2 separate regions of the Homo sapiens genome follow, and region 1 is linked to region 2. Evidence: chromatin loops called from intact Hi-C (ENCODE). Cell type or tissue: HepG2. All regions are shown on one strand. Each heading gives the region's core, and the rest is flanking DNA. Links, peaks and the distances in the headings are about the cores only.

Region 1 (12,110 bases), core at 1,486-9,485, 450 kb after region 2:
TTTAGGCCGGGCGTGGTGGCTTATGCCTGTAATCCCAGCACTTTGGGAGGCTGAGGTGGGCGGATCACCTGAGGTTTGGAGTTCAAGACCAGCCTGATCAACATGGAGAAACCCTGTCTCTACTAAAAATACAAAAAATTAGCCGGGCATGGTGGCTCACGCCTGTAATCCCAGCTACTTGGTAGGCTGAGGCGGGAGAATCAATTGAACCTGGGAGGTGAAGGTTGCAGTGAGCCGAGATCGTGCCATTGTACTCCAGCCTGGGCAACAAGAGCAAAACTCTGTCTCAAAAAAAAAAAAAACAAAAAAAAACCAGAATTTTAGACTGAGAGAAAAACCTAAGCAGAAGCACAGGAATGAGAAGTTTTAGGAAACAACTGGGTGCAGTGGCTTATGCCTGTAATCCCAGCACTTTGGAAGGCCAAGGCTGGTGGATCACCTGAGGTCAGGAGTTCAAAACCAGCCTCGCCAACAGGGTGAAACTCTGCTTCTGCTAAAAATATAAAAATTAGCCAGTCATGGTGGCATGTGCCTGTAGTCTCAGCTACTCCGGAGGCTGAGTCAGGAGAATCGCTTGAACCTGGGAGGCAGAGGTTGCATTGAGCTGAGATTGTGCCACTGCACTCCAGATGGGGTGACAGAGTGAGACTCCATCTCAAAAAATAAATTGTTTCAGGACGTGTTTGAGATGTTCGAGTAGTCAGATTGGTTGAACACTCCAAGGTCTATAGAGGGTGAAGCTTCATGAAGCTGCAGAGGAGGTAGCTTAGGGTCAGTAGGTTGAGGTTCTTAGTTACCGTTTGCTGAGTGGCTTCTATATATCAAGTACAACCAGTAAATTAGAGATTTTTTTTTTCCCCAGGGGAAGCATGAATTTTGAATGGCTTAGCTTTTATATATTTGTAATATTCATTACAAAACTTGAGCAAATAAAAAATTAACAAGGTTGTTTAAAAAATTAATAATTCTTGTTATTTAAAATTGTTAAAAATTATTTAAAAATTAATTGTTAAAAAATTAACAAGAAATATTATTAACAGTAGTATTTCTCATCCTGAATCTCTTTCCACAGAGGCAATAATTTCTAGCAATTTACTGTTTATGTTCCAGACTTCTAATTATGCATATACAAATAGTTACACATTTTAAAAGATGGGATTATATAGCATATATTGTTTTATAGCTAATTTGATTAATTTAAGAATATAGTGTATGTTTCTGTGCCAATAAGTATGGGTTTACCTCATTTTTTTTTTTTTTTTGATTAGAGACAGGATCTTGCTCTGTTGCCCAAGCTAGAGTGCAGGGCAGTGGCGTGATCATAGCTTACTGCAACCTCAAACTCCTGGGCCCAAGTGAGCATCCCACCTCAGCCTCCCAGCAGCTAGGACTACAGACATGAGCCACTGCACCCAGCCTACCTTGTTGTTTTAAAGGCTATGTAGCAATTCATTATTTGTGTATAGCTTAATTTACTTAACAGGGCCCCAGTGGATGGACTTTTAGGTTGTTTTCAATTTTTTATTATTACAGAAATGCTGTAGTAGACATTCTTGTATATTTGTGCATTTATTTCTGTGGAAGAAATGCTTAGTAATAACTGGATCAAAGGTTTGATAATTTAAAATGTTCATTTTGCCAAATTGTCCTCCAGTAGATTATGGTAATGTTTTCGTTAACAGTGCCTGTACCCATTCTTCATATTTTTAATTTTTTTCTAATTGGGAAAACATTTTGTTTTTATTTGATAATGACAGAGAATCATATTTTCATATTTTTGTTAGTCATTTATATTTTTCTTTTGGGAATTGCCTGGTCCTGTCTTTTGCTATTTTTGAAAAAAATTCAGTGTACCTTTTTAAGGTTGATTTGTAGTGCCTTCTAAAATATAGATAGTAACCCTTTATTAGAGCCATTGAATGCCTCCTATTAATATGTGCTGGTGCTGGAAACATATTAGTAAACAAAACAGATATAGATCTTGTGGTTTAATTGGACTGGTACTGAACAAATGGTCAGAGGCAAAACTATGTAATTAAAATTGTGTTCAGTGCTTGGAAACAACAAGATCTAAACCTGAACTGGAGATTAGGGGGCATCTGTACAAACTCCTTGAAATGAGGAAGATCAGATGATTTAGAGGAAAAGATCCAGGTGGAAAGAAAGGACTGAACAAAGGGCACATAGTGCGAGTTTTGGGAGTTGGAGGGGCTCCAGAACCTCCAGAGCCTGGAAGGCTGTGCTAGGATTTTCTTCTTCATCCTCGGGGCTGTTGGAAAGTTTGGAAGATTTATAGGCTGGAGAGTGGCAAGATGAAATTTGGATTTTATGAAAATGATTAGTACAGAGAGGCAGCGAGCACTGCAGGGAGAATGAATGGGAAGTGGGGAAGACGACAGGTATGTCAGAAAGCAGAGGTGGCAGTTCTGCAGTGAGGAAGATGGTGGTTCAAGTCATGGGTGGCAACTTCATGGTGGAGGAAACCGAGACTGTCGGGAATGTTTCCCTTGAGAAGCCATGTTAATGTTATGGCTGGCTCTTCTTAGCTGTCGTTTAGGCCAGTGGCCTCTATTAATTTTGCTTAGTTACATTACACAGATGGTTTGGTTTTGCCCTAGAGGGGAGCAGCAATGCTGTTTTTATGGTGTGCCCTCCTCCTTTTGAGAAAAAAAGTTTTATAGCATGTAATTCTGACCTATAACTTCTCAGAGTAATTGCAGAGCACTAATTGGGCACTTCCTCTCTACAGTCTGCCAACACTTCATACGTTTATTAACTTAAGGTAGAGACATGTATTTTATCTATAAGATATTGAGGTCTCGATACATTGTGATGCTGTAGCAAGGTTTGCTGGTTATCTGGGTTATGTCCTATTTCTTTGGATTTTTTTCTAGTTAGAACTTTTCGGTATAAGCTACCATAAATTATGAAATGAATCACTTGCCTGATAACTTTCTGATAGATGATTATAGCAAAATAACATTTTCAGGCTAAAGAATAAAAGAGTTTGATGGAGTTCTTTATAATTAGGTTGTTACTGGCTTATATATTTTTTACATAATTACATACAAAACAATATTGATATAGGCATTCCTTAAGGATTTTGTTTAAATCTGAAATATGTGGTTGTGTGGATAAATATATAGGTATTCTTATTCTTCAGGTTCTCTGTTAGCTGTTTTTCTTTTTTTTCAGTCGCATGAATTTAAATGACATTTGAGTTATATAGAAGTTTGAAATCGATAGAAGCGTTTAGTAATCCTTGAGTGATGTTTTACCAGACAAGTAAATTGAATCTGGTCATTTTTTTCCTCAGAAGATAATAATTGTGATGAAAGAAGGGTTAGAGAATCAATACATGTAAGGTAGCCAACTAGATTGAAAGAGTAATTATTGATTAAAATTTAGCAGTAGATAGCACTTCTCTGAATTCTCTCCTAAGATTAAAGAGAAAATTAGAGTGAAGTGCAGCATGTTTTTAAATAATCTAGTCGCACGAGACATTTTCGCCAGGGTTCTATTCTCTCTGTATTTTGAGAAAACGAGGAGGCATGCAAAATATTTGCCTACCAAATTATTATTAGAGATGAGTCTCCCTGTGTTGCCCAGGCAGGAGCGTGGTGGCTATTCATGGGCATAATCATAGCTCACTGTAATCTCAAATTCCTGGGCTCAAGCGATCCTCCTGCCTCAGCCTCCCAGGTAGCTGGGATTACAGGTACATACCACCATGCCCGGCTCTACTTACTGAATTTTATAAAAATCCTGAAACAAGAATTAAGAAGAGTTTTGACAATTGGCCTTTTTACTTTCCTACATTACTTGTGAACTTTTTCCCATGACTTAGGGAAGGCCACCTTTATATCCAGAAAGAAATCCCACGTTATTGGATATTCTTTTGGTACTACTTGGTTTCTCTACTGGCACATCTCTGTGCCCTTTTGGGTGACGTCTTCTTAGGTAATTTGCAGATTAGAACTTCAGGGTCTTTGGGCTTCTTTAATGTCTTTGGGCTGATCATGAAGTATAGTATTACTATTTATAGTAATGTACTTGTCTAGTGTAAATTAATTTTTAATAATTAACCTGTGCTAGTTAATTTGAAAATAGGTATTGGATTTATCATTAAAGTATTTCATTTTTCAAGTTAACTCCTGGGATGGTTTTATGGTGAGCGGTAAGTAAAGCAGATAGTATTTGCTAGGTACCAAGCTTTGTAGCATTGCACATTTTGTAAACTCGAAGGATGGAAACAATCAGTTTGAAGTTCAATTGTATGTTTGAATAATACTGATGATCTTTTTTTCCTTTGTCATGAAATGTATAGTTTAAAAATGTGTATTTTTACTTTTTGAATAGGTAATGTATTTACATGGTTCTGATTTCAAAATATAGCAAAAAATAGCAATTTAGTTAAAAAATTACTATGTAGGAAAGTTTCCTCTTTATAATGCCTCTGCCTGCCTGCTGTAAACTGACTTTGACTCACATCTTTAAATGATGCCTTTAGATCTGGGTGATCTTTTCGTATCAGAACAAACGTTATGTTTTTGTCTTTTTCACTAGTAAGTAGTGCATCTGTATTGACATTTTTGAGACCCACATTTTGAAACAACTAATGATCCTTGTGAATCTAGATCTGTATTTTAATAATCACACATGTAAGGATTCATATGTATTAGCCTTTCTTTGATGCTCTTCGTGTTCATATTTTGTCAATTTCTGTTTTCTTTGACTAAGGTGTAACGAGTTTAAAAATATTCTACATATTTGTCACTATAATCATGAGGTACAGAGTTAGTTCTTAATCAGTTTTTTCCCCCCAAAATCCATTTAGCAGAAATTAATCAGTTTTTAAAGTACAGCTTCCCCAAAGCAACATGGTATCTCTTGGGAGATGACTAGTTTGGGCCAGATTTTAATTTCCTTTAGGAATTTAGCTCTTAAAAAAATCAATTTATTCACTTGATTTAAAAATTATCAAGGAATTTTCAAATACATTTAAAGCAAAGAGAATACTGTATGAGTCCTTAGATGTGTGATTATTAAAATACAGATCCAGATTCACAGAGATTATAAGCTGTTTCAAAATTCCAGTCTGAAAGGAGTCAATTCGGATTCACTGCTTATTAGTTAAGACAACAATATAACATTTGGTCTGACGTGAAAAGATAAATCGTTAAAAAAAGTACAGAATAGTGCATATTGTACATCATCTTTTCTTTTTAAAGAAAATGAGACTATATGTTCATACATGCTTATATATGTTTAAAGTAACTTTGGAAGGATACAGCAAGAAACCAATAAAAGTGGTTTACCTGAGTTATTAGGAACAAGATTGGAAGGAGACTTTGAGCTCTTTACCTTTTTTCTGAAGTTTATTTGTTGTTCTTGTTGGCTATTTATTTTTAAGAGACAGGGTCTTGCTCTGTCACCTGTGCTGGAGTGCAGTGGTGGGATCACATCTCACTGAACCCTTGAACTCCTAGGCTCAAGTTATCCTTGTTCCTCAGCCTTCCAAGTAGCTGGACCTACAGGCATGTGCCACCATGCCCAGCTTAATTTTTTATTTTTTGTAGTGATGATGTCTCACTGTGTTGCACAGGCTGGTATTGAACTCCTGGCCTCAAGTGATCCTCCCACCTCTGCCTCCCATACTGCTGGGAGGCATGAGCCACCACATCTGGACTTTTTTTTTTTTTTTTTTTTTTTTTTTGGCTTTTTGAACCATGTGAGTACTATATTAACAATGAATTTAAATTTTGTTTAAAAATTTTTTTATTAAAAATTGATTTAAAAAGAAAATATAAAATTTACAACTTAAAAATATAGCACAATAATGGCTATTTTCCCAGGAAAACTTGTAGATTTAGGCTGACGGTCCTTTGTGCCGCAGAAGTTGTGGACTGAAAGGAATGAGAAATGTGCTTTAAAGACTGTCTTCCTATCTTCGCCCCCAAGTGGCCGAGAGCTTATTTTGTTGTAACCTTTTTTTTTTCTTTTTCTTCCCTCTTTTTTTTTCAAAGGCTGGTGGGGTAGCAGGTGTTTCTGTTGACTTGATATTATTTCCTCTGGATACCATTAAAACCAGGCTGCAGAGTCCCCAAGGATTTAGTAAGGCTGGTGGTTTTCATGGAATATATGCTGGCGTTCCTTCTGCTGCTATTGGATCCTTTCCTAATGGTAAAAAATTATATTCTCACTTCTGTAAAGCCAAGATAAGATGGGATTTTCAGAATGGTGTGTGGTCTTACCCCCATAGAATTCCTTGTGTGTTGAAGCTTATCTTCTGAATTTCCTTCTTTAACCTGGTGTCATTATTATTTTTTATTTATTTTAGTCACGGTCTCACTTTGTCGCCCAGGTGGGAATGCAGTGGTGAGATAATAGCTAACTGCAACCTTGACCTCCTGGGCTCAAGAAATCCTCTTGCCTCAGCCCCCTAAGTAGCTGGGACTACAGGCGTGCACCACCATGCCCAGCTAATTTTTGTACTTTTTGTAGAGAATGGGTTTTGCCATGTTGTCTAGGCTGGTCTTGAACTCCTAGGCTCAAGCAATCTGCCCATCTTGGGCTCCCCAAAGTGCTGGGATTATAGTCGGCATGAGCCACTGTGCTGGGCCTAACCCATTATTTTTGAATCAGATAGTGTTATAGATTCCATTTCAATATATTTGTAGTAGGGAAAAAAAAAGCAATCTTTTAAAAATTGTTTCTGTTGTTAAAATTTCCAACTAGAATCCTTAAAGTGTTATTTTAATGCTGTGATTCTTCAGAACAATCATTCTCAACTTTGCCTGCACATTAGAATCTACTGGGAAGCCTTAAAAAATACTGATGTCCTGTGTCATCCTAGAAGTTTAATTGGTCTAGGCTTCGCCTGGGTATTAGGAGTTTTAATAACTTCCAAGGTGACTCCGCTGTGAAGCCAAGTTTGATAATAGCTGCTTTGGAGCATCTTAGAGAGCAGGTGAACCTAAGAGGCATTACACATTTCTATCCTAATTAAATTGCTCTTACATGATGCAAGTGTTTCTCACTAATGTTCTCCTGGATACTGTCCTTCCAATGTCTTTTGTTTTGGTTCTGAAGTCATGTGACTTATGACGCTCTTACTCTTTAGTCAATGTAATCTGTTTTGTTTAATCTGCTTCTTGGTATACTGTTTGCAGATACTTATTTTAATTGTTTACTGTTGGATGCCTCTAGTGGCATTTGAAAGTAAACTAAAGCAACAAAACAAAAAATCACCATATATAAGACACACCCACAAAACCACAGCTCTAGAAGATTCTTAAATTCTGGGGATTGCTTTTGTTTTTCGCAGGATGATTCATGAGAATTTTTTTCTCTTACGTTAACCTGACATTTAAATGTTCATTCTGTGAGCATAGCATTCACATAAAGGTTTGTAGTGCAAAGAGAAAAACAGTATTTCTGTTTCTTTTTTTCTCCTGCCCTTCCCCATCCCCCAGCCATCATTAGAATGGCAAACTGTTTTGGTCATCTTTCGATTTTTGTGTATGTTAATACTCTGAGTAATTGTAACAAGTTGTTAAGTGAGCATCCACTCCATGCCAAGCATAGTTTTAAGTACGTGAGAGGGGCATGGGTTCCCCAATTTGTCCACTTTGGAATCACCTGATTACTGAAGAGCTTAAACAAATACAGTTGACCCTCGAACAATTTGGCAGTTAGGGGTGTCGATCCCCTGTGCAGTCAAAAATCAGAATATAACTTTTGACTCCCCCAAAACTTAACTACTGATAGCCTGCTGCTGTCTTAATGATAGCATAAACAGTTGATTAACACATACTTTGTGTGTTAAGATATGTATTAACACATGTTTATGTGTTTTATTATTATTATTATTATTTTTTGAGATGGAGTCTTGCTGTGTCACCCCCCAGGCTGGAGTGCAGTGGCGCCATCTCTGGTCACTGCAGCCTCCACCTCCTGGGTTCAAGCAATTCTCCTGCTTCAGCCTCCTGAGTAGCTGGGATTACAGGCACACGCCACCACACCTGGCTAATTTTTTTATTTTTAGTAGAGACGGGGTTTCACCATGTTATCCCGACGTCACGTGATCTGCCTGCCTTGGCCTCCCAAAGTGCTGGGATTACAGGTGTGAGCCACTGCGCCTGGCAAATGTTTTATATACTGTATTCTTACAATCAGGTAAGCCAGAGAAAAAATACTAAGAAAATCATAAGGAAGAGAAAACGTATATTCAGTAAGTGGAAGTGGATCATCATAAGGTCTTCATGTTGAGTAGGCTGAGGAGGAGGAGGAAAAAGAGGACTTGGTTTTGGTGTCTCGGGTGGCAGAGGCAGAAGAAGTAGAGGAGGTGGAAGGGGAGGCAAGAGAAGCAGGCTCACATAGTGTAACTTTATGGAAATTTATCATAGTTTCTGTCTCACCTTTTTGCTGTTTCATTTCTCTAAAAATGATTCTTTATGGTACCAATCCTTTCACCATTTGCTTTAGTTTCAATGCCCATATTGTATAGAAGGGTCCTTGTCATAAAGGAAGTCAAAAGCAGTCTTTAATAATCAGAACCTTTCTGCTCGATTGTCTGATGTCATTTTCTTTTCTGGCATTCCTTCTTCTACATCTTCTCCCTTGTCATTTGACACTGGTTTGGAAGCACTCATCTCCACCAAGTTGTCTTCTGTTAATTCCTCTGGTGTGGTGTCTGTTAGCTCTTGAATTTAAGATCTATGTTTTGAAACCCTTCATCCCCAACCTTTTTTTTTTTTTGCCACATCCACAATCTCTTTTATGGTTTTCTTGATTGGCTCTGTCATGAATACTGTGAAGGATTTGCCTACTTCTCTTCTTACTGATAAATGTCCTTGGTGACATTTTTCTTTTCCCAGAACAGGGCACTCTCATCTACATTAGAAATCTATTCAGGCAGATGTCCTTTCTGCTCAATAATTTACTTAATGGCAGCTGGGAACTTGTTTACTGACTCATGGATGGCAGAAGCTGCTTCTCCTGTTATCTTGACATTTTAAAGCCAAATCTTTTTCTAAAATTATCAAACCATCCTTGGCTGGCATTAACTTCTTCAGCTTTAGATCTTTCACCTTCCTTTTGTTTGATCTTGTCATGAAATGACTTTGCTGTTTCTCAAATCATTTTAGAGACAGTAAGTATGCCTTTATTATAGCAACCCTTTACCCACATGAAAGCTGCATTTTCAAAACAAGAAAAAAGGTACTTTGCAGGAAGTGTGAAGTTTTCATGCCTGCTGGCATAGCTGCAGCGATGGGTTAATGAGTTTCCTTTCTTTCTTTTTTTTTTTTTTTTTTTTTTTTAACAGTGGATTAAGCTGGATTCATTCATCTTGAAATGGCTGGCAGCCACAGCTTCAGGTTTCAGTCTGTGGTACCTAACAAGCAATTTGACTCTCTCTTGTAATGTCATGACTCCTTTCTGCTTCTTAGGAGCTTTCTTGAAATGTCATCACTTCCAGCATCACTAGTGGCACTTCATCTGGGTCCTGTGGTGTTATTCAAAGTTTGTGGTATGGCACTAACCACGACAAAAAATACATAAGAACTGGGAGAGATCCTTTTGCTCTGTGATAGGCAATTTATTGCGGCCATGAACTGCTCCTGTGGAGATAATTAGTGTCACGTGGCATTTTAAGTGGATACTCCGCAACACCTGAACTCACTATAATAGCAAGAGGAGGTGGCAAAGAGGTTACTACAGTAGTATAGTATGTGCTACAGTTAATTTTGTGCAGTTATGATTTAACACTATACATTTTTTTCCCCCTGAGACCAGGTCTCACTCCGTTGCCCAGACTGGAGTGCAGTGGCATGACGTTGGCCCACTGCAACCTCAACCTCCCAGGCTCAGGTGATCCTCCCACCTCAGTCCCAAGTAGCTGGGATTACAGGTGTGGGCAACCACACCTGGCTAATTATTTATTTTTTTGTAGAGATGGACTTTCTCCATGTTGTCCAGTCTGGTCTTGAACTCCTGAGCTTAAGCCTCAGCCTCCCAAAGTGCTGGGATTACTGATGTGGGCCACTGTGCCTGGCCCATCTTTACATTTGTTTACATTTCTCTTAACTATGAATGATGTGCTATATGGTTTGTGTTTGTAAGTTTTGATGAATTTTAACTTTTTATATTTTATGTTAGTAAATGATAAAATAGGCTAGTATCTAAATATATTTTATGTATTCATGACAGGGCTAGCCTTTTCTTTTCTTTTTTTTTTTTTTTTGAGACAGAGTCTCACTCTTTCACCCAGGCTGGAGTGCAGTGGTGCGATCTTGGCTCACTGCAAGCTCCGCCTCCTGGGTTCATGCCATTCTCCTGCCTCAGCCTCCTGAGTAGCTGGGACTACAGGCACCCGCCACCACACCCGGCTAATTTTTTTGTATTTTTAGTAGAGACGGGGTTTCACTGTGTTAGCCAAGGATGGTCTCGATCTCCTGACCTCGTGATCCACCTGCCTCGTCCTCCCAAAGTGCTGGGAATACAGGCGTGAGCCACCGTACCTGGCCACCTTTTCTTAATTTTTTGGTATTTCTAGGCTATGTGGTTCATCTATAAGTTTGTTCAAATTATCACGAATCTCCAAAAATTTTTCCAGTATATTTATTGAAAAAAAGCCATGTGTAAGTGGACCTGTGCGTTTAAACCCGTGTTCAAGGATCACCTGTACTGCTGCTTGTCACCCAACCCTACACATTGTGACTTAATTGGTCTGAGGTGTGGATTGGGCATTGGATGTTATAAAAAAAATCCCAGGATGATTCTTAAATTCAGACAAGTTTGAGAACCTCTGAACTAGGGAATTGCAAAGAAACATGTCACAAAGTCCCTATCTTTTGGTCACCATTTTTTATGGTGTCTCTACACTCATTCTTCTAAAGATCCTTTTATCTTACATATTGCATAGAAAGATTATTTTGGGAAGATGTACAATTAGCTGTAGTGCGTAGGTTACATAGTGATGTCATTAAGATCACAGGTTTTACATTCTTCCCTCGGGAGTTTACATATATAATGTGGTTTTGAATTATTAGTATTATTTTTGCCATCCATGAAACTTCAGTGAATGGGAGATGCTAGGGAAAAGTCAGAGTACCAGGGTTCAAAAATAGCCTTGTTTTACTGCCAAGTTTGAAAGAATTGGACTTTTGTGTGTGGTGTCTTTTTTCTTTTGCTATTGGTTACGGTTTTAATCTAAGTACAGAACTTCACTGTAGTTGATCATCAGTGGATGTGGATGTTTTTGTAAACCTATGCTGCAGGAGTGAGGGGTTGGGGTGGGGCTAGAGGGAAACAAAGATGGAAAGAGGTGAAGAGAAGACCATGTTTAGGAGCCTTAGTCCCTATTTTGAAGGGAATGTAGAGAAAGCATAGCTTTTTTTTTTTTTAAAGAGCCAGAAGGAACTATAGGCATCAGCTAGCCCAGCCCCTATTCTTTGCTTTAACTTGTTCAGCCCCCAACTTGGAACCTGACTGTACTGACATTTGCAGTTAGTAGAGGCCTTCTTGGATGCCACCTGGAGGGTGGAGGGAGGTTTGGAACTTATATTCTTAAAGAACCTTTTATGTTACAAAAGAAGCCATAAAGTCAGATGAAGTTGAGGTGGTTAACCATGAAATGGAGGAAGTTTTACCACTGTCTCTCTCCCTTTTCTTGGGGGTTAGGAGGGTAGGATGTAGAGTGGCAGAACTTAACAGCTGAATGCAATTAGAGGTATTATAGCTGCACATTTATTAAGTGGGCTGAAGTGGGAAAAATCACATGAAGAAACACAAATGGGAATAGACTTGTGTTAACCAGGTAAAACTACCTGAACTGGTCATTATTCATTCATGGACAGAGTGCCTCTTCATTTAGCCTAGTGTATATTTGTTAGCACGTGAAGATCCTTTACAAGCTTTTGTTGACTTTGGAGAACTGATTTTCACCATCAAGCTGTTTTCCTTAGTGTTTCAGAGTTAGTGACATGTTCAGATGCCCTTCAGAAGATGAATTTGTCATTCCTTTATCTCTTGTGCCTTATCTTTTATCCAACTGATAAACATTTTTTGGTTAACAGTACATAGAAAGTTTTAAAGCCGTCATATGC
Region 2 (12,110 bases), core at 2,307-10,306:
AGGCTGAGGCAGGAGAATCGCTTGAACCCAGGAGGCAGAGGTTGCAGTGGGCCAAGATAGTGCCATTGCATTCCAGCCTGGGCAACAAGAGTGAAACTCTGTCTCAAAAAAAAAAAAAATAAATAAATAAGTCTTTTGAGAAATGCAGGAAGGGTTCAAAGGGAAGATAACATTTGTTGAATATCCAGCACATTCCAAGCCCCATATAGTGCCCTTTACATATGCAATCTGTGTCCTCACTCCACACCCAGAAGATGGGGACCATGACTTCAATTGCACAGGTGAGGAAACAGCAGTTAAGCAACTTGCCAGGACCACTCAGGTCAAAGAGCCACAGTTCAAACTTAGACCTACCTGGCTTTTGACTCTAGATTTCTGCCCAACTTCTTAATATTTGCCAAACAGAAAAATACTAAGATGACTGAAGCCAGTCAAAATGTGTCTTCACTTTTAATGACTTTTAAAAAGACAACTCGCATCTTGGATCAAGTTCCTATTAATAATTTTCCAAAGATTCCAATATACTCCAGAGGTCCTCAACCAGGGACAGTTATACCCCCCAGGGGACATTTGGGGATGTCCAGAGACATTAATGGTTATCACAATTAGGAAGGTGCTAGTGTCATCTAGGGGTCGAGACCAGGGATACTGCTAAATAACTTGCAACACACAGAACAGCTGCCTGCTCCCAAACCCCAGACAATGAATTATCCAGTCCAAAATGTCACCAGTGCATAGGAAAAGAAACCCTGTAGCAACCCACAAAATGAAAATTTTTTGACTTTCCAAAAGTTGTACTTTGCTTAGTCATGCTCTAGAATTCCACAGGAATAACCACTTAGCCTCACTCATTTTTTTTCTTCACTATTAAGTTTACGCTTCAGTACACATTACTGCCAGTATGACCTCTTCCATCACACCCAGGGCTCTGGCAGCGTTAATGTGAGTGGCCCTCTTCTCCATGTAAATGTGCACAAATAGAATATTCTGGTCTCAAGAGAACACAAGCAAGTCCCAAATTTGCTTCTGGAAGGGCTCAGCCCAAGGTAAGAAGGGCCGGGAGGGGACTATATCAGATGCCATACACTAAAGCACTCAACTTTTTTCCAAAAATAATTCATCTTCAACCCAGCAATGCAGTTTTCTTTGCCTGTGTGTTCTTGCATAAGGAACTGTGAGATGATTTAAAAAGCAAACTTTAGAAAGGTAAAGTTGAATCTCAGAACTTTCTAAGACCAAGAATTGCACAATCGCTTGACAGATTTATCCCCTAATTTGATAGCCTCTGCCCCTTCCCAGAAAAACTCAACTAAAGATTTATAAGTCTACTTAGATGAAAAGTTCTCCTGTGGCAACACAAGGCTTCTTTTAAAGTAACAGTCTAATAGTCTAATGAATTTTATTCGCACCATGGAGAGAAAGATCTTGATTCCTTAAGGTCTCCAAAAAAGATCTATCTTTGGAAAGTGACGAGTATGCTGTTAAGCAAAAGCAGTAGCAAGTAACTCTAACCTTTTTCTTACCAGCTAGTTCCTGTTATCGATTACATGTGATGGGAACATTTACTATCATGAAAATAACAGCACTAACAAAGAAAAAAAAATGACACTTGTAACACAGTCCTTAGTTTCCTAACACATTTGACAAACTTGAAAAGGGGGTGGTCCTGAGATCTGAGAACATGCTATCAATTTTTTGGGGGGGGAAGGGCAGGGGGGACATCATCTCACTCTGTGGCCCAGGCTGGAGTGGACTGGTGCAATTACGGCTCACTGCAGCCTGGACATTGTGGGCTCAGGTGATCCTCCCACCTCAGCCTTCTAAGTAGCTGTGGACTACAAGTATGCACCACCAGCCCTGGCTAATTTTTGTACTTTTTGTAGTGACTGTGTTTTGCCATGTTGCCCAGGCTGGTCTCAAACTCCCAGGCTCAAGTGATCCCCCCGCTTCAATCTCCCAAAGTGCTGGGATTACAGGAGTGACACATCACGCCCAGCCTATGCTGTCATCTTAAGATATACTGATTAATTTCAGTCAATGCTTAATTCTGAAATTACCAACTTGGCCTAAATACTTGCAAAAGCACTGAAGAAGATTTAAAGCAAAAGTTCTATAACCACAGTACTAAGGAGATTCAAACGACTAACAATGAGGTCCAAAACTATTGAGAGAAGAGCCCTGGAGAGCTAACTTGCATATGTATTCACAGAAAGTCTCAATACTCAAACTCAATATTACACAGGGTCAGAAATGGTTAACAGCTGACTTAAAGTTTCCTCTTTGAGTGAAGAATCCATTTTTGAAAAAAAATTTTAACATTAAAAATAAATCATTACTTTGATCCAACAGATGAATAAGCCCCCTATACAGTTTATGCTCATTTGCAGACTTGATTATAAAAAACGTAGGAAAATTAAGGAAGGATGGCCACCACATTATCAACCATGGGTTACAGAAGGGGGTTGATGAGAAGGAAAAGAATCTAGCCCACATGGGGCAGAAGAAGGGATTTGCACTGCTTATGGTATACTATGTAAGGGCCATGACTACGGGTGATTTTTCTGTTTTATGTTTCACTACTTTGCATATTGTATTTTTTAAAAGTTTGGATGGGCTGGGCATGGTGGCTCACGCCTATAATCCTAGCACATTGGGAGGCCAAGGCAGGCAGACCAGTCTGGCCAACATAGTGAAACCCCATCTCTACTAAAAATATAAAACTTAGCCAGGCGTTGTGGCTCATGCCTGTAATTCCAACTACCCAGGAGGCTGAGGCAGGAGAATTGCTGGAATCTGGGAGGCGGAGGCTGCAGAGAGCCAAGATCATGCCACTGCACTCCAGCCTGAGTGACAGATCAAGATTCTGTCTCAAAAAAAAAAAGAACAAAATTTAAAAGTTAAAAGTTCGGATGGAAAACAGAATAGTACCTGCACACAGAGCCTTCCCAAACAGATACTGACACAATACAAGATATCTGACAGCATTCATTGAGTATACTTACATGTGCTAGGCAGTAGTTGCTAATGGCTCCATTTGATCATCTGAACATTTGATTGTTTCATCTTCGCAAATGCCTATCTACCTTGATCAGGAAATGGATAGATTTTTTTTTAAGTTCCGGAGTACATGTGCAGGATGTACAGGTTTGTTATATATAAACACGTACGTGGTGGTTTGCTGCATGGAATAGGTTTTTTAAAACTAAATACAGTAGTGGTTTGTTTCACAGAAATAGATTCATTTAAAAAATTATTATACAAATTATATAGCAACTGCCGCTTTTCAAAGACCAAAGATATAATGAAATTGACTTGACATTAAACTCGTATTATAGATAATTCAGTTTTCATCTCATGGCTGAGAGGCCATTACAAGATCCTAAATAGCTTCTGGCCAATAATGGCAACATCTATAATAATAACAGCTACCACGGAAGAGATTTGCTAAAGGTTTCTACTGATTCTCTCATTAATCTCCATCACCCTGACTCTGCAACTACGCAAACACAGAGAGTACAGGCAGCTTTCCTGAAGTCAGTCAGTGGAAGTCTGAACCATCTGACTGGGGAACCCCCCCTCACTATAAACCTAAGATTGTTCTGTAAAAACAGACTCGCTGGTAAACAGAGGGGTCTCCTGAGCAGATTGGTAGATTTCACTTTCCCATATATTCTGGGGGATGGCATGCATTTCATGTCCATTTATCACATGTCCCAAGTCTAGAGACCCTAACTATCAAAGGGAAACACTTGTCAATCACAGATTGTAGAAATTATCATTAGTAAGCATAATAGGCAGAATAATCACCCCAAAGATATCCCCATCCTGCTTCCCAGAACCTGTGACTATGTTACATGACAAAGGGGAATTAAGGTCACTAATTATGGTGACCTTTAAATAGGATTATCTGGGTGGGCCCAATATAATCATAAGCATCTGTAAAAGATAAGACTGTAGATGAATGGCACAGAAGGATACAACGTTGCTAGCAGGCTTTGAAGATGGAGGAAAGGAATGTCCTTAGGTTGGAAAAGTCAAGGAAACAGATTCTCCCATAAAGCCTTAGGAAGGGAACACAGCCCTGTGACAACTTGGTTTTAGCCCAGCATCACCAGTCAGAACTGTAAGATAATAAGTACATGTGTGTTAAGGCACTCACTTTGTGAAAAAGTGTTACAGCAGCAAATAAGAAACTAATACAGGAAGTAACTACTGAGTTATTGTTCCTAACCCTTCTGGACCAAAGGAGAATAAAAACTATTTTTTAAAGTATATGGATTTCTTAAGCAAAAAAAAAAAAAAAAAAAAAAAAAAAGTTAGATGAAAGGTTCATTTTTCAACACTGTAGCTTAGGTATAAACATAATATACTGAAGGACTCTGTTTAGTCAAGTTGATTTGTTTTCAGGTGTAATACCTACAACAGTTAACATCTACTGAGCTTTTAATATGTTTGCAATATAAGTGTTATCTTATTAAGTCCTCACAACCTTTGAGCCAGACACTATTAGTACTGGGCCATCTGTGAAAAGTCATTTCACAGATCAGAAGCCTAAATGTAAGAGCTAAATTATTAAACTCTTAAAAAAAAAAAAAGAGAAAAATCAATTTCATGACCTTGAGTTAAGCAATGGTTTCTTAGATATAATCCCAAAGCACCTTTAAAAACAAAACAACAACAACAAAAAAAAGAAGAAAAAAGAGAAGTTGGATGACATCAAAATGAAAAACTTTGGTGTTGCAAACAACACCATCAAGAAAGTGAAAAGGCAACCTACTGGGGGAAATATTTACAAATCACATATCTAATAAGTGTCCAGTGTGCAGAATGTATTAAAAAAAAACAACTCTTACAATTCAACAACAAAAAGAAAGAATAGGACAAATATTTTAACAGATATTTCTTTAAAGAAGGCATACAAGGGACCAATAAGCTCAGAAGCACATGCTCAGCATCATTACACAATAGTGAAATGTAAATCAAAACCACAAGACACCGCTTCACACCCACTAGGATGGCTACAATCAAAAAGGCAAAATAAGGCAAGGCACAGGGGCTCACGCCTGTAATCCGAACACTTTGAGAGGGCAGGTGGGAGGATTGTTTGAGGCCAGGAGATCAAGACAAGCCTGGACAACATAATGAGACTCTGTCTCCAGAAAGAAAAAAAAAAAATTTGTCTTGAGACAGGGTCTCACTCTGTCACCACCCAGGCTGGAGTGCAGTGGCACGATCAGAGCTCACTGCAGCCTCAATCTCCTTGGCTCAAGCAATCCTCCCACCTCAGCCTCCCCGAGTGGCTGGGACTTCAGGCGTGCATCACCATGCCCAGCTAATTTTTTTTGTATTTTCAGTAGTGATGGGGTTTTGCCACGTTGCCCAGGCTGGCCTCAAACTCCACGGCTCAAGCAATCTGCCCACCTCAGCCTCTCAAAGTGCTGAGATTACAGGTGTGAGCCACCACACCCAGCCTGTACCAAAAAAAAAAAAAAAAATTAATTTTAAAAAAAGTGCAGGCCAGGTGTGGTGGCCCTTGCCTGTAATCCCAGCACTTTGGGAGGCCGAGGCAGATGGACCACCTGAGGTCAGGAGTTCGAGACCAGCCTGACCAACACAGTGAAACCCCATCTCTACTAAAAATACAAAAATTAGCTGAGCATCGTGGCAGGCACCTGTAATCCCAGCTACTCAGGAGGCTGAGGCAGGAGAATCCCTTGAACCTGGGAGGTGGAGGTTGCAGTGACCTGAGATTGTGCCATTGCACTCCAGCCTGGGCAACAGAGTGAGACTCCATCTCAAAAAAAAAAGGTGCAATAACAAGGAGTAATGAGCACACAGAGAAATTGGAACCCTCATCATTGCTGGTAGGAATGCAAAATAGTACAGCCACTTTGGAAAACAGTCTGGGAGTTCTTCAAAAAGCTAAACATGGAGTTACCACATTCCTAGGAGCAATCCCACTCTAGGTATGCATACAAGAGAAATGAAAACATATGTCCACACAGAAACTAGTACGTGGATATTCATAGCAGTATTACTCATAAGAGGTCAAAAAGTGGAAACAACCCAGATGCCTATCAACTGATGACTGGATAAAAAACATGTGGTAGGGCCAGGAGCGTTGGCTCACGCCTGTAATCCCAGCACTTTGGGAGGCCGAGGCAGGCGAATCACGAGGTCAGGAGATGAAGATCACGGTGAAACCCTGTCTCTACTAAAAATACAAAAAATTAGCTGGGCGCGGTGACGGGCGCCTGTAGTCCCAGCTACTCGGGAGGCTGAGGCAGGAGAATGGCGTGAACCAAGAAGGCGGAGCTTGCAGTGAGCCGAGATCGCGCCACTGCACTCCAGCCTGGGCGACAGAGCGAGACTCCGTCTCAACAACAACAACAACAACAACAAAAAGAAAAGAAAAAAAAAAATGTGGTATAGTCAAACCACGGAATAATATTTGGGAAGAAGAAATGAAGCACTGATGCATGCTACAACATGGATGAATCCTGAAACAAGATAAGGTGGAGTAGCACATCACAAAAGACCACATACTTTACAATGCCCTTTAGATGAAATGTCCAGAATAGGCAAATCTGTAAGAGATTTGTGGCTACCTAGGGCTTGAGAGGGTGGCGGTGGAGGGCAGAGAAGGAAATGACTACTAATGGATATAGGATTCCTTTTGGAGAGGGCAGAAATGTTCTAAAATTAGATTATACTGATAGTCGCACACGCTGTGTATCTATTAAAAATACTAAATTGTACATGTTACATGAATAAATTGTATGACATATTAGTTATATCTCAATACCGCTATTTAAAATGTGATTTAACTTCTGTATCCCATATGTATTCATGAGTTACTTACTAAGTAATTTTTATTTAAGGAAGTAGGTGTTTTAAGAAGTATTTGTAGGAGAAGCATATATAACCACAAGAGGGCGCTTTCCTCACAGCTACAGAAAACCGAGTGTCTAACATACAGGGGTCCTATTTACCAATTTGATTTCATTCTTCCCCCTTTTCTTGGACGGAATGAGGTATTAGTATGTTTCATACAACACATTAAAGACAATAGTGTCACCAAGGTTGGTGACAGGTTGAAAAATCATGACTTATACACAGATAAAAAGTAAATGTTTAAAATTAAACTTCAGTAACAGAAACTACGGATAATGTTGCACTGCATTCATTTCCTTCACTTCTTGTCATACAAGAGGTTATACAAACTTATTTGTTTAGGATAAAATTCAGTGAGATAATATAAATCATCACAGGAAATGAAACATGTTATAAATACGTGGTCTCTGGTTCTCTGTTCTATCTCTAGCACCTGGAACCATGTCTAGCATAATTGGCACTCCATAAATATTTATTAAATGAATGAGATAAATGAATGAATGAGTGAAATCAACATTTCTTAAATTTCAGAAAAAATTTCACCTACCTTGGAGACTACATCAAAATATTTCTTTTCACCCATACCAAACATCACAATCATTTCACTGAATAACTATCTCTGAAACAAGTTCACAGAGACATTGTGTGAAATCAAGTGTAATTTTTTAGGCCATGAATCCTTCCCGACCTCCCCCTTATTCCTGCTGTCATCTTAACTTTTTTTTTTTTTTTCTTGAAACGGAGTCTCGCTCTGTCACTCAGGCTGGAGTGCAGTGGTGCAATCAGGGCTCACTGCAACCTCTGCTCACTGCTGCAACCTCTGCCTCCTGGATTCAAGTGATTCTCCTGCCTCAGCCTCCCGAGTAGCTGGGATTATAGACGCCTACCATCACACCCGGCTAATTTTTATATTTTTAGTAGAGATGGGATTTCGCCTTGTTGGCCAGGCTGGTCTCGAACTTCTAACCTCAGGTGATCTGGCCACCTTTTCCTCCCAAAGTGCTGGGATTACCACGCCCAGCCAATCATAACTTTTTTTTTTTTTTTTTTTGCCTTGAAATCAACAACTCTGAATTACTTCCAGTTTGCATTCTGTGTATTGAGACCCACACCAAACTGAAGTGTCACCCAGGCTGGCATGCAATGACATGATCACAGCTCACTGCAGCCTCAACCTCCTAGTCTCAAGTGATCCTCCCACCTCGGCTTCCCAAGCAGCTGGGTCTACAGGCATGCGCCACCACACCCAGCTAACTTACTGTATTTTTTGTAGAGACAGGGTTTCCCCATGTTGCCTGGTCTTGAACTCCTGGGCTTAAGCAATCCTACCACCTCAGCCTCCAAGAGTGCTGGGATTACTAGCATGAGACACCACGCCTGGCCCAAGAATTTTTTTTTTTTTTTTTTTCTTAAACAGAGTCTTGCTTTGTCACCCAGGCTGGAGTGCAGTGGCACGATCTCCGCTCACTGCAAGCTCTGCCTCCCGGGTTCACGCCATTCTCCTGCCTCAGCCTCCCTAGTAGCTGGGACTACAGGCGCCCGCCACCACGCCTGGCTAATTTTGTTTTTGTATTTTTAGTAGAGACGGGATTTCACCGTGTTAGCCAGGATGTTCTCGATTTCCTGACCTCGTGATCCGCCCGCCTCGGCCTCCCAAAGTACTGGGATTACAGGTGTGAGCCACCGCGCAAGACCCCAAGAATCTTTTAATGCTGACCAACACATCTCTCTCATTGTGTTACCTTTTGTATTCCTACTTAATGTTTTTCCATCAATGCACCTCTTACTAAGCCACAAGCACACAACATTTCATTAGAGGAAACCAGATTCTTCTCCTATCTCATGTTTCAAGGGGTCTGACATCAGACTAATTTATGGAACAACAATAAAACTGCCCCTATTTCCTCCCCAGAAGCCACATTCAGTTACAAAAACTTTTACTCTAAGCTCAGTCACAACAAAAGTTAGGCATGGAAAGGCAATCTCTGAAAGGTTTTTCATTTGGGATGTGATGAATGGGTGAAGGATGAGCTTTTACAGACACAGGGCCCGGTCATCTTTAAGACACCTCGAGTTTATAAGCCACTGGAGCATTTTCATAGCAACATAGTATAAAAGAAACCGGATCACCAAATGATAAACTCAACTTGAAAAGTCTTCCTCTGCCGTTTTTTTAGTGAACAGTCTACTGTCAAAACAAAGATGTTATGTTTAGTCGGTTCTAGGCAGCCCAGAAACTTTAAATAGAATGCCAAAACACATTGTGTTTGAGTGACAAGGGAACTAACTCTCACACATCATTCACTCATATTCCTCAAAATTACTCCGTGTAACTGAGGGCTATACTAGATGCTGGAAATATAACAGCAAGCAGGGCACATTCCCTGCCCTCTGGGACTGCACCGCCTGGTAGGCCAGATGGACAAATAAATGAGCAATAATAAAACAGAGTAGACTGTCAGGGACAAGTTCATGGTGTTATGGGAACACAGGGGTTGAACATCTAATTAGCCTTGGGTGGTTAAAAATAACTATAAATGGATATGATAACACCGCTGAATGTTAGGAGCCGTTAAAATATGGGGAGAAAGGCATATTTCTCAGAAAATAATAGCCTGTGCCAAGGACTGAAGACATGATAGCTCAGCAAGTTCAAGAAGTAAGAGAGAGCTCAGGATGGTTGAAACCAAGCATGGAAAGTGACGGGGTTAAGAAAGTAAGCATGAGCCAATCAAGAAAAAAGTTTATTTAGTCTTGATCCTTAGGGAGTCATCCCTGCAATGGCCTGCAAAGTTACAGGTTGCATTTTTCCTCTTCCCCCACTTTTACTAGACCTTTCTAGGTTTCCTTGAGGTCAAACCAGAAGTCTCAGAAGTAATTAACATAAATTGAAACTCAACTGTGCCCAAGTAAACTCACATAAAACAATGATGAAAAAATCTCCAAAAGCCCATGAGGGCAGGACTAGCAAGTCACACATATGTTACAAGTGCTTGAAGGTTTTTCGAATGTTTTTCAAATGCAGTTTGTCCTGGGAATCACACAATGATCCCACACGCTTTCTCATCCCAATCTTACAAATAATAATTTTTATTTAAAGGAGAATGGACTAGCCAAGGTCTTGAACTCAGGAACAGAACTCTGGTCTAATTCCAAACATCATTTACTTGCCACCATAACAGCTGCTTCCTTCTGGAAGCCAGTGGCTAGTATGTACCTACATTATGACCACTTTCCCCTATGCATTTTAGATTATTCATTTCAAGCTATTCTAGGGAACTGCTCTTGCAGTTCTATGCCCAAGTTCAATCCTAACACACCCCATCACCAGCTGCGTTGCAGAGGTCTGCTCACAGTTCAAAGTTTGGCTTGCACTCAAGACCCTCTGTGGCAATAAAATCATCTCTACGGTAGCTCACTCTAAATTACTTCCAGTTTGCATTCTGTTTATTGTGACCCACACCAAACTGAAGTGTCTCAGAAAGCATTAAATAAATCAGTGTTCAGAGAAATGAGGCAGCCTCAAAGGAAAATAATATTAGCTCAATACTAGCCATAAATCAACCATTATGTGTGGGAGTTGCTCAGTGAAAACACAAGGAAAATTTAGAGAAGTTTATTTATTCCCAAAGCCCCAAGCTCACACAACAAACAAAAAATTAAAAATAAATAATGAGGCCAGGTATGGTGACTTTTGCCTATAATCCCAGTGTTTTGGGAGGCCAATCCAGGAGAATCCGTTGCGGCCAGGAGTTCAAGACCAGCCTGAGCAACATAGTGAGACCCCATCTCTACAAAAAAAATGTAAAACATTAGCCAGGCTTGGCGACACCCACCCGTAGTCCCAGTTACTGAGGAGGCTAAGGCGGGAGGATTGCTGGGGCCTAGGAGGTGGAGGCTATAGTGAGCTATGATCGCACCACTGCACTCCAGCCTGGGTGGGAGTAAAACTCTATCTCTAAAAAAATAACAAACAAATGATAATAAATAAATAATGACCAAAATGTCCAGTCAGTGGGGAAGAAAGGAAAGCAAGTACATAAAGTAGTAAGATAGTGCCACCAGTCCTGTGGTATTCTTCCCACCCCCACCACTCCCAAAGGATGCTTAACGTTCCCCAGTCAAGAGCTCCTCTAGGCTGTAATAAAAGCCCTTGAAAATCATACCGGGGTGGCCAAGAGAATGGCATAGACCCTGAAATCTCCCCACTACATTCTACAGTTCCAGGACAAGGAACATTTTGCTTGGCTATAAGGCCCCTCAGTTCCAAACATTACTGAGTATCATTTAATCCTTTAGCCAATTCCCATTTTACACTTGAGGCAGATGATCACCAGAGAAGTTAGGTAAGTTAAAGTTAATTGGCCAGTCTAAGGAAAATTCAGAAATAAAATCCAAGTCTCTGAGCCCAAACTTACTGAGCCACTTTAAGTATTAAAGGACAGAACCGAAGCACGTAAAGTGGCTGATTTAGCCGGGATCTCCCTCGCCCACGGCCCTATGGCTGCAATTAGGGACCTAAAACTGATGAGCACTAGGTGGGGTTTATGGAGGACTCCCTAGAAAAAAACAAAACAAAAACAGAAACAAAAAAAGTTTCCTTTTCAAAAGTCCTTGAGCAATATGCAATCTCAATAATTTGGACAAATTTTCCTGTCTTTGTTCTGTTTTCCACAAAAAGGAAGCATTCTGCACACAAACAAAAATCTCATAGTCCATGAGATAAAGCTCTTGCCCAGAGTGCTCAGGATCAGAAACATTATAAGCAGAATCAGTAATGATTATTAACGTATTAAATGTATTGCATGTCTTTTACTTCAAAACTTACAGACCTAACTAAAGATGTCTAACAGAAAGATTTTCTTTTTAAAAAGCCAACAACTACTTGGGAAGAAAACTAGTTGTATATGTGCTTAACAGGCTAGGCAAGTTTACGCTTACCCCGATTTCACGAAATAAACCCAACGTTTAAAAGCCAAGATGCAATACTTAAAATTAAAAAGAACTATAAGACCACTGGCCCATAGTGAGAAAAAAGGAAAATAAAAGATAAAACGATTTGTTTGACCTTCTGATCCTATTGCCTTCTTAATTACAACAGTTCACATAATTGGGAAGGAAAGAACAAAAAAGACATGGAAGTCCACTGAGGCCTCCTTGCAAAATAGTTGTCCAGCAAAGCTCTGCCTAAATAAATCTTTTATTAACCTAGACTC

What was found. Hi-C counts contacts between places; a loop is a spot of excess contacts. Peaks named below come from ENCODE experiments on the same cell type or tissue, not always from the same donor. Only the 100,000 strongest peaks of a DNase experiment are listed, where the experiment ranks them.
Region 1: it touches region 2 in a loop (5-fold over the local background); 2 of 110 quality-filtered maps call a loop at or near these places.

The regions. Positions count from the first base shown.
Region 1 is chr3:66,230,518-66,242,627 of GRCh38, forward strand. It overlaps SLC25A26 (solute carrier family 25 member 26), which reads left to right. Exons shown (of 10, transcript NM_001379210.1): 2 at 6,027-6,183. Among named protein-coding and RNA genes, the nearest start is that of SLC25A26, 16 kb to the left of the region's middle. In HepG2, for the core only: a CTCF peak has its summit at 5,949 (motif pointing left); no DNase peak of the experiment used is centred there.
Region 2 is chr3:65,778,326-65,790,435 of GRCh38, forward strand. The region is part of intron 1 of MAGI1 (membrane associated guanylate kinase, WW and PDZ domain containing 1); the gene reads right to left. It overlaps LOC107986018 (a long non-coding RNA gene), which reads right to left and starts at 4,287. Exons shown (of 2, transcript XR_001740441.2): 1 at 3,003-4,287. In HepG2, for the core only: a CTCF peak has its summit at 6,951 (motif pointing right); a DNase peak (open chromatin) is centred at 6,956.